Regions from separate parts of the Homo sapiens genome. Here all the other regions are linked to region 1. The links are chromatin contacts, found by Hi-C or POLR2A ChIA-PET in ENCODE. All regions are on one chromosome and are shown on one strand. Each heading gives the region's core, a stretch centred on a gene start or an enhancer-like site at or near the end of the contact. The rest is flanking DNA. Distances are from core to core; before and after follow the strand shown.

Evidence for each region. A loop is a pair of places that touch in the nucleus more often than their neighbours do. ChIA-PET counts read pairs that join two places held with the same protein, here RNA polymerase II (POLR2A). Pooled maps may share reads with other maps.
Region 2: a loop to region 1 is called in a map of CD8-positive, alpha-beta T cell, with 7 times the contacts of the local background. The contact joins the promoter of SMIM30 here to the promoter of NAMPT-AS1 in region 1. A Hi-C loop is called at or near these places in 2 of 168 maps with a recorded cell type or tissue (CD8-positive, alpha-beta T cell and naive thymus-derived CD4-positive, alpha-beta T cell) and 5 of 50 pooled maps.
Region 3: a map of B cell shows a loop between it and region 1 (17-fold over the local background). The contact joins the promoter of IFRD1 here to the promoter of NAMPT-AS1 in region 1. A Hi-C loop is called at or near these places in 3 of 168 maps with a recorded cell type or tissue (B cell, CD4-positive, alpha-beta T cell and CD8-positive, alpha-beta T cell) and 13 of 50 pooled maps. POLR2A ChIA-PET finds 5 or more read pairs at or near these places in 4 of 52 experiments (CD4-positive, alpha-beta T cell, CD4-positive, alpha-beta memory T cell and activated T-cell).
Region 4: a loop to region 1 is called in a map of ascending aorta, with 9 times the contacts of the local background. The contact joins the promoter of DOCK4 here to the promoter of NAMPT-AS1 in region 1. A Hi-C loop is called at or near these places in 2 of 168 maps with a recorded cell type or tissue (ascending aorta and naive thymus-derived CD4-positive, alpha-beta T cell) and 9 of 50 pooled maps. POLR2A ChIA-PET finds 5 or more read pairs at or near these places in 1 of 52 experiments (CD4-positive, alpha-beta T cell).

Annotation. Positions count from the first base shown.
Region 1 is chr7:106,283,970-106,286,521 of GRCh38, forward strand. NAMPT-AS1 (NAMPT antisense RNA 1) reads left to right here and starts at 1,277. Exons shown (of 1, transcript NR_186647.1): 1 at 1,277-2,357. NAMPT (nicotinamide phosphoribosyltransferase) reads right to left here and starts at 1,014. Exons shown (of 11, transcript NM_005746.3): 1 at 859-1,014. The coding sequence starts at 915. RefSeq lists silencers at 344-703, 974-1,513.
Region 2 is chr7:113,117,273-113,119,824 of GRCh38, forward strand. SMIM30 (small integral membrane protein 30) reads right to left here and starts at 1,282. Exons shown (of 3, transcript NM_001352688.2): 1 at 1,256-1,282; 2 at 796-889; 3 at 1-335. The coding sequence starts at 306. The coding sequence ends at 127. The region is part of intron 2 of LOC107986837; the gene reads left to right. RefSeq lists enhancers at 1,053-1,647, 1,542-1,681.
Region 3 is chr7:112,449,178-112,451,729 of GRCh38, forward strand. IFRD1 (interferon related developmental regulator 1) reads left to right here and starts at 1,283. Exons shown (of 12, transcript NM_001550.4): 1 at 1,283-1,605. The coding sequence starts at 1,512. LOC128031837 reads left to right here and starts at 1,310. Exons shown (of 1, transcript NM_001414739.1): 1 at 1,310-1,468. The coding sequence starts at 1,310. The coding sequence ends at 1,468. RefSeq lists enhancers at 373-1,190, 1,191-2,008, 1,308-1,597, 1,838-1,887, 2,008-2,127.
Region 4 is chr7:112,205,131-112,207,682 of GRCh38, forward strand. It overlaps DOCK4 (dedicator of cytokinesis 4), which reads right to left and starts at 1,269. Exons shown (of 53, transcript NM_001363540.2): 1 at 972-1,269. The coding sequence starts at 1,008. ZNF277 (zinc finger protein 277) reads left to right here and starts at 1,565. Exons shown (of 12, transcript NM_021994.3): 1 at 1,565-1,677. The coding sequence starts at 1,587. RefSeq lists a silencer at 1,141-1,490 and an enhancer at 1,661-1,780.

The sequences.
Region 1 (2,552 bases), core at 27-2,526:
AACTGAATGTGGCAGCTACCCACACAAGTGTTCAATGGGCATGTGAACGCAACGCTGTGCCATTTCCCTCTCCACATGTTCTCTAGGGTTAAAACTACAGTTCCTTTAAATCCTCGTGTTTCATTTTCCTTTTCACAGAAATCCTGTAATGACCCTAAAGCAGATAAGAGCAGAGCGGCCTCTACACCCAGGGATAAGGAGCACGAGCAATCACTAGGTGCCAAGGAGTTTGAAACGGAGCCCGGCGGAGTGGGACAGGGGAATCCACTACGGCTACCGGGGCCAGGCGAGTGTCCTCCGCGCCGGAGCCGCAGAGGACCGCGGCTGCTCCGGCGCCCGCGCCAGGACTTCTCCCACCTCGCGCCCCGGGAGACTTACCTGCCCAGCCAGGGGCGAGCGCGCCGGGCTGGCCCGGGGGAAAGCCCCGCTCACTCTCCACTGCGGGTCCCCGGGGCCGTTACCTAACTGGTCCCAGCTCCAGGCCAAGAGGCCGCGCTTCAGGGAAGGGCATGCGCTCGCCGGCGACGCCCAAGCCCCGAGCCCCGAGCCCCGAGCACCGGCGCCCGGGAGTCCGCTGGGGCCCGCCTCAGCCCCCCGCCGCGCCGCCGCCGCCGCGCGCCCCCAGGCCCCGCCTCCACCGCCCAGCCCTCCATCCTCCTCAAGCCACCTCCTGCCCACTGCGGCGCCTCCTCACCTGCCCCAGCCGCCGCCGCCCGCGCCTCCCCCGGGCCTCCCCGCGCCGCGACCCTAGCCCCAGCCCCAGCCCCAACCCCAGCCCCAGCCGCCCCCGCCCCCCTGCCGCGCGCTCGTCCCCAGCGCGCCCCGCTCCTCCTCATCTGCCCGGGCCCCGAGCTTTACCTTGTAGGAGTCGGTGGCCAGGAGGATGTTGAACTCGGCTTCTGCCGCAGGATTCATCTCGGGCCGGAGGACAGGGGCCGCGCGCCGCGAGCTCCCTGGCGCGGCTGCGAGGAAGGAGAAAAATGAGCTTCACCGCGCTCCGTTGCTTAAGTCACTGCTCGGTCGGCGGAGGAGGGGGAGAGGGGGAAACGGAGAGAGGGGAGGGGTCAGAGGAGGGCGGGCCCGGGAGCCGTGACGCGGCGCGGGTGACGGCTGCGGCGGCTCGCGTGCTCGCAGTCTGGGAGCTCTGGCGGACTCCCCACCTCGGTTCCCCCGCCTTCACCCCGTCACCCTCCGGGGGCCGAGAAAGGGCGGGGCGCGGCAGCGCGCTGCGCAGTGCGCGGAGGCGGGGCGGGGAGGAGGACGTGATGCACGCGCTCTTCCTCCCAGACGCCAGCTCTGGGAAGCTGGAGGCAGCGGGGCAGCCCCGGCGCGTGACCCGGGCGCTTACCTAAGTTCGAGTTCCCGGCACGGGCGCGGGAGGGCGGGGCCTGGAGGGGGCGTTCCCAGCTTTGCCAGTGCCACGAGGAGCCGGTTCGCCCGCCCCGCCTGGGACCTTCCGTCCTACCCAGTCCTGGCCGGTTTTCTGGGTCCTCCTGAAGTCACGCCACCCGGCTAGGGGGCGAGGAGCCTCCTACTGCCCATCTTCCCGTCCACCACGCGCAGTTACTCACCTTTGTCTCCGGCCTGGATTAAGGATCCAGCCTTTCGCCTCCATCCCTCTTGTCCCTCCTGATCCTCCTGACCCTGTCTTTAAGATCCCAGGAGCTGCGGTGAGGAGTGAGGCTGAGGGGCCCCTTTCATCTGATGCAGCGACTCCGCTTTCCTCCGGCGGCTCTGTCTATGGCTGAGCTCTTTGATCCTTTGAGAGATGGTTTGACTTTTCCCGAGCAAAGAGCCTGCGTTGAAAAGCGGGGGTGGAATTCAGTCCTCACAGATAATGAGGGGACAAGACCTAATTGAACCGAGTATTGCCGGGAAGGAAAAGGCAACGGGCCAAGCCTTTGACAGGGTGCGACACTGACTTTTATCATCGTTATAGTCTTTAAATCCTGGGAAACGAGTTGGCAACCCCAAAATAAAGAAGTGTAATGACGTCTGATGACTTCACCCAAATACAGACCATTCCAAGAAAGACTTGCGCAGTTCTCATGCGTGGTTGCGTTTTTGCATAAAACTAAGATTCCCTTTGTCCGCATGTTTAATAGCTTAAAAATAAATTGAGGTTTTTATCGGATAAAAGTAGCCAGGAAAAAGTGATACAGTGAAAACGATTACAGGATATTTATAGACTTGTCTTTCAAGTTATTAGAAGTCTCATTCTATCTGGGGGCAGTGATGGTGGTGGTGGTAGTGGAACTTGTGAATTGAGATTCATAGTGGAACTTGTGAATTGAGATTCATCTCGAAACTGGAGGCATGGCTGAGACTTCTAATAAAGACAACCTCAGTCAACACTATGTCTTGAAGTCAGTATATATTTTTGACAATCACCTCATCTACACGTAGATACAATACAGGGCAAAGATCATGGAAGTGGAAGGTATCACCAGGCACTCACCAATGTAGTAAATACTAGTACACTTACAATTATTTTCAGCAACGAGGTTTGAAACAAGAGGGCTTATGTATTTATTGGTTGATCTTCCCTGTGT
Region 2 (2,552 bases), core at 32-2,531, 6.8 Mb after region 1:
ACAATGAAAAATGTGAAACTCCCTTATTTACTGATTCTTGGAACCTTTCACACACCAAATCTCAGGTTTAGCCTCTAAAGCGCAAAGGTTTTCAGGGTGAGGTTTGACTCAGTAGGCCTTTCAAAGTCACATCTGTCCATTTCTTTTTCGTGCATATACCCCCAAGCAGGCACAAATGCCTGTAATGCTGAGAACCACACCTAACAAAAGGGCGATTGCATCACCGGCTTCTACTGCTTCCACAACAGGCAGCACCAAAAGCAGTGACATGAGGACTAAGGACAACTGTGTTGAAACTGAGGTCATGATGTTGGAATCTTGAGGGCTGAAGGTTCCTAGAAATTAAACATGGAAACAAAAAGGAACCATTAAAAATTCCTCCCTTTTCAAATGACAAAATGAACACATGACAAATAACAGGCCAGCCAATCTTTTGGATACTTTATGAATCATTTCCAATCCATCTCCTCATCTTATAGGTGGAAAAACAGAGGGACGTTAAAGACAGTAATTTGAGGTTCATCTCCCTATCTCGTGATAACACTCTAAACCCAGGAATTTTCCACGATAATGCCAACACCTCGTGCATCAACCAAACAAAAATTGAACAGGAGTTCATAATTAAGAACAAACAGAAAAAAAGCACGAGCCACTAACTTGGAAACTTAAAATATCCTAGTGGGTAAAAATTGTACATTTTCTTAGGGTCTCTCCCATCCAAGAAATGCAGACAAATTTGGCAAAAGTCACACAACATATAACTCTGCGAAGTTGTGGGGAATTAATAAGACTTACCAAAGAAATGGTATATATAGAATTCTATCTGACTTGAAATTTTCCCTTCCTGGAGCTCCGGATGCTGAGATTAAGAGGTTCCACGTGACACGACCTATTATTAGCATGGGGGGTGGGGAGGGGGCGGAGAGAAGGATTTAAAAATTAATTATTATTACTATTATTATTTTAAAGAGGCAGCTAGAGTCAGTGCAGAGCGTGGAGGCCATATGGACGGTAGGGGGATAGGTAATGAGTTGAGAAAAGTCTGTCCAACAGGGAACTAGACTTAAAAGTTGGTCAGTTCACCCACACAAGAAAAGGTAAAAAGAAACAGAACAGAGATAATTTCATTTCAGGACTTGATATTAAGATTTGAAAAAGAATTCGTACTTTGGCCCGGCAAGGTCCAAATTTGCTCCTGTTTTACAAATACACTGGTGCAACCTAAGTATCCTTTGGAGACGAGTTCGTACATTACCTTCTAGGAAGCAGCCATTACAGGAATGGCGAGGAGGGCGGAGTCTCCAAACTACATTTCCCACAATCCCTGCCGCCGCCGACTCCTATGATGCCCCGGCGCGTTCCCCCTATAAGTAGCAGAGGGCGTGACGGTCACGCTCTAGCGGAGGCGAAGAGTCGCGAACGCGCGGGACTTCCTTTCCCTGCCCAACGTTTTACTATTAAATAGATGGTTTCGTGTGTTTATATAAAAGCTCACTTCAAAATAAAAGAAATGATAGCAAGTGTTTTCTACCCTGTTGAGTCTGTAAGGCGCACATGTAATTTTGTCTTTTTCTTCGACTGAAATGACACAGCGGGGAGAGAGAACCCAAGTACAGCCCTCTGTTCCGGGTGCTTTTAAACCAGTGGCTTCCAACGTTTCTGAAGCAGGAAATCTCTGTCACCATCTTCCTAATGAAACATATGCCATTTATTAATTTTTTAGTCAATGGGGAAAAAGCGCGGTTAATAAGACATATCGTAAAAGGTTAAAAAACATTTGTAGTGCAAAATAAAGTTTAGGAAAAATGGGTTTAGCCCTGTTGCAGAAGATCTCTCAGGATTCAGGTCCTAAAGTGACAATCTATTCAGGAGTGCACTGCGGTGATTCCTTCCCACCTATGTTTTTGTGAAACCTCAGCCCCAAATGTCCCTACATATTTGTGAAAAGATGTAAAAATACTGCTTTTAAATCATAAAACAAGAATTAGTTATTTGTATATGTAAGTCGTAACCTTTCTGAAAGGCGCTCTTTCAATTGTCTGCTAATTGTGAACTCCTTACTGAACCTTTCTAGTCATCTGATCTTCTGAACTCTTTCATATTTACTGATTTGAAAATTTATTTGCTATCCTTACATTATAAATTATTAATGATGAGGGTTGGGTGTGAAGCCACCTGCCTGGTCTGAAAGTCCCCTGGTTCAGTCTGTTAGATAATGCAGGTACGTTCAGTTCAATGCCAATAATTAGCATGTATTCTTGTGTTGTCGGTTACCCTTTTTCTTACACGTTCCTAGTCTCTCTAGCAAAGATTTATATTCTTGGCTCCTAACCGGCACCCAGCAGGTGCTCAGTAATGTTGCCTAATAATAATAATGATTTGACTAGATAAATATGCCAACAAGATCTTATGAGAGACCGAGAGGTGCCAAATAAACCAAACCAAGGTGACTAGAAAATTGGAAATCTGAGAATAACTGCACAATAACGTCAGCATTGTTTCTCTAACCTTGATTATTTTAACAAGGTTTTGTTCATTTCATCCTTTGTTTT
Region 3 (2,552 bases), core at 33-2,532, 6.2 Mb after region 1:
GCCCAGGCATGAACTGAGGTCACATGTGATCACAGAATAGGACAGGAATTTAAGAGTGCTATTTTAAAACTAATTGCTTTGCGGGTGGGGAGGGGGTGGTGCATCAAAGGGAAAAAAGACTATGAATTTGAGTTTTGGAATTTAACATATGGGAGGATAATAAATAGTACAGTGAACAAAGGGAAGACAGGAAGAAGGAAATATAGTATTCGTTTCAGAGATGTTGGGTTGAGGCACAAGTGGAACATTCTGGTGGAAATTTGCTACAGGCAATTGAAAATAGAATAGAGCTCAGCTGAGAGGTGGAGTGGCGGATGACTCACCTACATTGAGGTGAGTCAGGGACTTTGATCTGTCATAAGCATAGTATATGAACCTAATAACAGGCTCTAAATACTAGACAAATGTCCTAACAAGGAAGACAGAGATCTAGGAGTGCCTTGAGAAAAAAGGCAGCACTGCGATTATTGATCTGTATAACTTGTGTTTGTTTTACCAGCTGTGAAATTCTCAGAACTGGCAGGTAGTATTGTCAAGGGACACATTCTTGTATAGAAACCCACAACGCTGAATCGTCATATATTCCTAGTCTAGAATCTGAGATATACACGAACTCCACAACTAAGTAGACGAAAGCATCCCTTTTTTTGGGGGGGGGGGGGGATGGGGGGCACATAACCCTGAACCACGGTCCAATTACAGGTACAGTACTGATGATGGCTTAAGTAGTTCATGGAACTAGTTAAAACTAAAACCATGGAAATGTTACCCAGGAGAGGTAAGGCTGCGTGCCTGGCAGGTGCCGCAGGGAAGTAGGGGAAAGGTTAAGGAGAACACCAGCCTCCGGAGAAAGAGAAGCAAAGGTGATTGCATAGCTGCCAGCTGGAAGCCGACTCTCGTCATAGGGCATACTCGCCCCACTGTGCATCGCCGGTGCCTACCTCACCCAGTTCCAAGGCGGGGGCGCGCCGAGGCAGGGGTGGGGTCACCAGGAGAAAAGCAAGTGGGCAGAAAAGCCCGTTGGGAAGAGACGGCTGGGAGGAGGCCCCGGCCCCAGCCTTACTACGTTTCCCAGAATTCAGTGAGGCCACGAAGACAGGCTCCCTGGGCGCGGACGGAAGACTGGCCGCATGGGATTTGTAGGTAGGATCCGCGCCCCGCCCGACGGAGGCGTCCAGTGGGGAGGTGTGCAGGGATTGGTTGGGAAGCGCTCAAGCCCCGCCCACAGAGTGACGTCAGGTGGCGGTATTGCTACTTAAGGCGTCGTGGCCTCCCCTGCCCCGCCTTAGCTCCCGCGCTAGAGAGAAACATGTATCGTTTTCGATCACAGCTCTTCACGGGGATTTCTGCTGCCGCCACCGCCCACTCTTACCCCCGCCGCTTCTCGACTCTGTTGTTAGCCGAAGACTCGCCTCTCAGCCGCCCGCCGCACAGACGCACGAGTAAAAAGTGCAGCTCCATCGGCTGATCCTCGCTAAGCTCCGACTCTGGGCGGCACCGGGCGTCCCACGATGCCGAAGAACAAGAAGCGGAACACTCCCCACCGCGGTAGCAGTGCTGGCGGCGGCGGGTCAGGAGCAGCCGCAGCGACGGCGGCGACAGCAGGTAAGGGGTATCCCCGCCGCCGGCATCCCAGTTGCCGGCCAGGCTGGCGAGTCTTCCATGCTTCGGCACGGTGGGAGTTGTAGTTCTTTCTCTGATGTACACATTTGCATTTCCAGGGTGCGTGGTTTGGCTACTGAACTACAATTCCCAGCGTGCCCTGGGCGCTGCTCCTCGCGCGATTTAGATCTGGCGTGCGAACCGGACTCTTGGGCACCGGCCGTGGGGGCAGGGAGGAACGGGTCCTTGGGCCTGAGAGTGTGTCGGGACAGGGGCTGACCGGGAGCTGGGCGGGAAAGGAACCATTGTCAGAGTTCCTTTCTCGGCGGCGATCTCGCCCGATCTCTCCCCGACCACGGGTGGGGAAGAACGGGGAGTTGAGCCCGTGCCGTCACTGGCCGCCTTTGACACCCTGGCTCCAACATGGAGCTCCTGGGATGCCAGACGTCCGGCGGGTTTGGACGGGCTCTTGCGTCACGCGGCCTGGGCCTTGCGCGGTGGGCCCGGGGTGACGCAGAGGCGCTGGGGAAGCTTTCCGTCTCGCAGGTCCACCTGGCCAGGCGAAGGCGTCGGAGGCGGGGGGACCACTTTCTCCCCCCTAGGCTGTGCTCCTTCCCCTAACTGGCACCTGCAGAAGCCCTGAACCTCTAGCACCTCTGCGACCACCCGAGGCGACCTCCTGCTCACGGGGGGAAGAAACGCGTTCTCCTTTGTGCTGCATTCTATATGTTCTCTGCAGTGAGCCCCAGAGAGGCAGGGTGGTGAGGAGCTTAGGTTGCAGTTGGCTAAAAGTTGAGGTTATTGTGCCCTCGCTACGAAGTTGAAACTTTTCCTGGGTGGGATGAGTAGGTGCTTAACTGAACTTATGGTTTTCTACTTATTATATGGTTAAGAAAAAGGATTCCAATTGGAATTGGAAGGCCCTTCTAGGAGAGACCCCAATAAACTCA
Region 4 (2,552 bases), core at 19-2,518, 5.9 Mb after region 1:
TGAAATGGGAGGAGGAAAAGGAAGGGAGACTCCTGTATTCATCAGTCAACATTAATGTCCTTTGTTGTTCACCTTTACACAGAACAGCGAGAGCTATCCTGTTCCTTTTTCTCCGAACGCCAGTGTCAGGGTATGCTTTCCTAAAAGCTATCTCCCTGCCCCCAAGAACCAGGCTTTCCGATCCCCCTCCCCATTTATCACTCAGCAGCCCTGTACCGCCACACCGCCCCCACTGCGCTCACCCGGGGTCGAGAGGGTGGCCAGAAGTAAAAACACTGCTGAAATACCCGTTCTTCTCCAAAGACCAAAGAACCGAGCGGCGCAGATGTTGAAATTTACCAATGCCCCCGCCCCGCAACATACACACCCCATAAATCCGGGATCGCAGAGAGGGAGGAGGGTCAGAGAGGGCTCAGCTTGTCAGAGCGGCTCTCTCCAGGACCCTGCCACATTCCACACTCCGGGAATGTCGATCCGAGCCAGAGGGAAGGGTTTGCGCCTCCCTACTGTTTTGGGGGTGTTCTCTCTGCCCGAGTGTTGTTGTCTCCCTCTCCACCCAGAGGAACCGTTGCAGCTCCCTGTCGCTTTGGGGAAGAAGGGTAAGGAAGGAGAGAAACCCCATTCGCCTCCTCTTCCAACTTGACACACACACACACACACACACACACGCCCAGTCGCCACTCCAAACTCCGCAGGCAGAGCCCGAAGCTAGCGGGCCGGCCGCGCGCTCCCCCAAGCTGTCCCGGCGCTTCGGGAACCAGTGCGGGGCGCGCCGAGCAGGCGGTGCGGGGCGAGAGCCTGGTGCGCAGCCCTCTGCCTGGAGCTGGCTCGGCAAAGCCCCGTACCAGCTGCGCGATGCCAGGATTAGGCATTTTCAACCGGGCGGAGCGAGAGGGGCGCGGGGGCAAGGACGAGAAATGCGCACTCGCTCGGGCCAGAGCAGAATAAAAGTTCGCCCCGCGGAGACTCACCCACGCCGTATTTCTCGTGCTCCGTAGGTATCCACATGGCTAAAGGGGCTCCGGGGTCTTCAGGCTTTGTAATCCCCGCGCCCCTTCTCCGGCTCACAACAATGCACAGTCCCCGAGCAGCGCTGCAGTGCCGGAGCCCAGCGGCTTCGCGCGGGCTGCGGGCGCTGGGCAGGATCTGCGCTGGAGGCTCCCGAGCCCAGCGTTGACACTGCGCCGCCCGCAGCTCTCCCGGCGGCGGCTGCTCACAGTCCTCCGACGCGCTCCCGGGTACCCGGCGGCGCAGTCATTGTTCTGATTCACTGAACTAAGCGAACACGCCGGGGCACTCTCCGGCGCACCCCCGCCCGCCAGCGCCTAGTCCAGCCCTCCCGTCCCAGGGCCCCGCAGCACGCTGGGAATTGTAGTTCTTGGCCTCCCCATCCCGGAAGTGGGCGCGGCAAATGTGGTTCGGGGCGGGGATTCAGTTTTACTGATTGCGTCCTATTGGTCCAGAGCGCGGCGTAGGTGTGGAGAAAACATTACGTCGACGGGGAGTTCGCCTCCAGTAGCGTTTCTACTGGTGCCACCCCGCCTCCGACCCGCCCTGCGGCCCTCCCTTTTCTTTTCTGCCGGGTAATGGCTGCTTCCAAGACCCAGGGGGCTGTCGCCCGAATGCAGGAAGACCGTGATGGGAGCTGCAGCACAGTCGGGGGTGTAGGTTATGGGGGTGAGTACGGTGCCCCGGAGGCGCGGCTGATGTGTCTTCCTTTCTCTATGACCGGGTGTGCAACGGACCTCTGGTCTGACCCTAGGAGCCCTTCAGCTCTGGGGCCACCTGGGTTCGACTGGGCCCCACGGGTGGTGGCCCAGCGGGATGGGTTGGAGCCGGTGGCGGCTACTTGGTTGGGGCTGCCCGGGGATGGCGGAGAAAATGCCATGGGATGGCGGAGAAAATGCCATGGAATGGCCTTCCCCTCCGCCGGGGAAGCTCCCTGAGCGTTTGTCTTCTGGTTTGGAGCTCCCAGCTTTGAGCTAGCTGCTGAGTGGGTTTGGTTCAGATCTGGTTCGCGCGCGTGTGTTTATAATTTTGGGATTAGCAGCTCTTTCTCCTCACCAGTACACTGCCTTGGTTTGCTTGGTTTGACCTCGCAGGTGTGTTTTATTTAGCTTCCGGAGTATTTCCAGTCGCAGACTGGTGGTCACTGCTCTCCACTCTACAGATTTGCCCAGTTTGTGGCTGAGGTGACCTCTGAAGGGAAAGTGTGTGTATCTCACAACCTCCCTGTAGATGGTTAACTGCTCTGGGTGTTCTTCAGATTTGTATGTGGAGCCTGAGAGATCTTCCCAGTCTCTGGGTCCTTAGAGAAAGAAAAGGAAAGTGATAGATAATTTGCACTCGTGGCTTCAAAGAACATTTGAAAAGAGTTTTGAAAACCATCACAACTTTGGCTGTACCTGACTTTCAGGTTGTCCTCTGATCCACTGTAGGAATAAAAAACCAAATTTTGAAAGCTGCAGGTGGATTGTGTTTAGGACTCTTTTACCTTTAGTCTATCCCTCCCCCATTCCCCCCACCCCATTTTTGTCTTGATGTGTAATTTA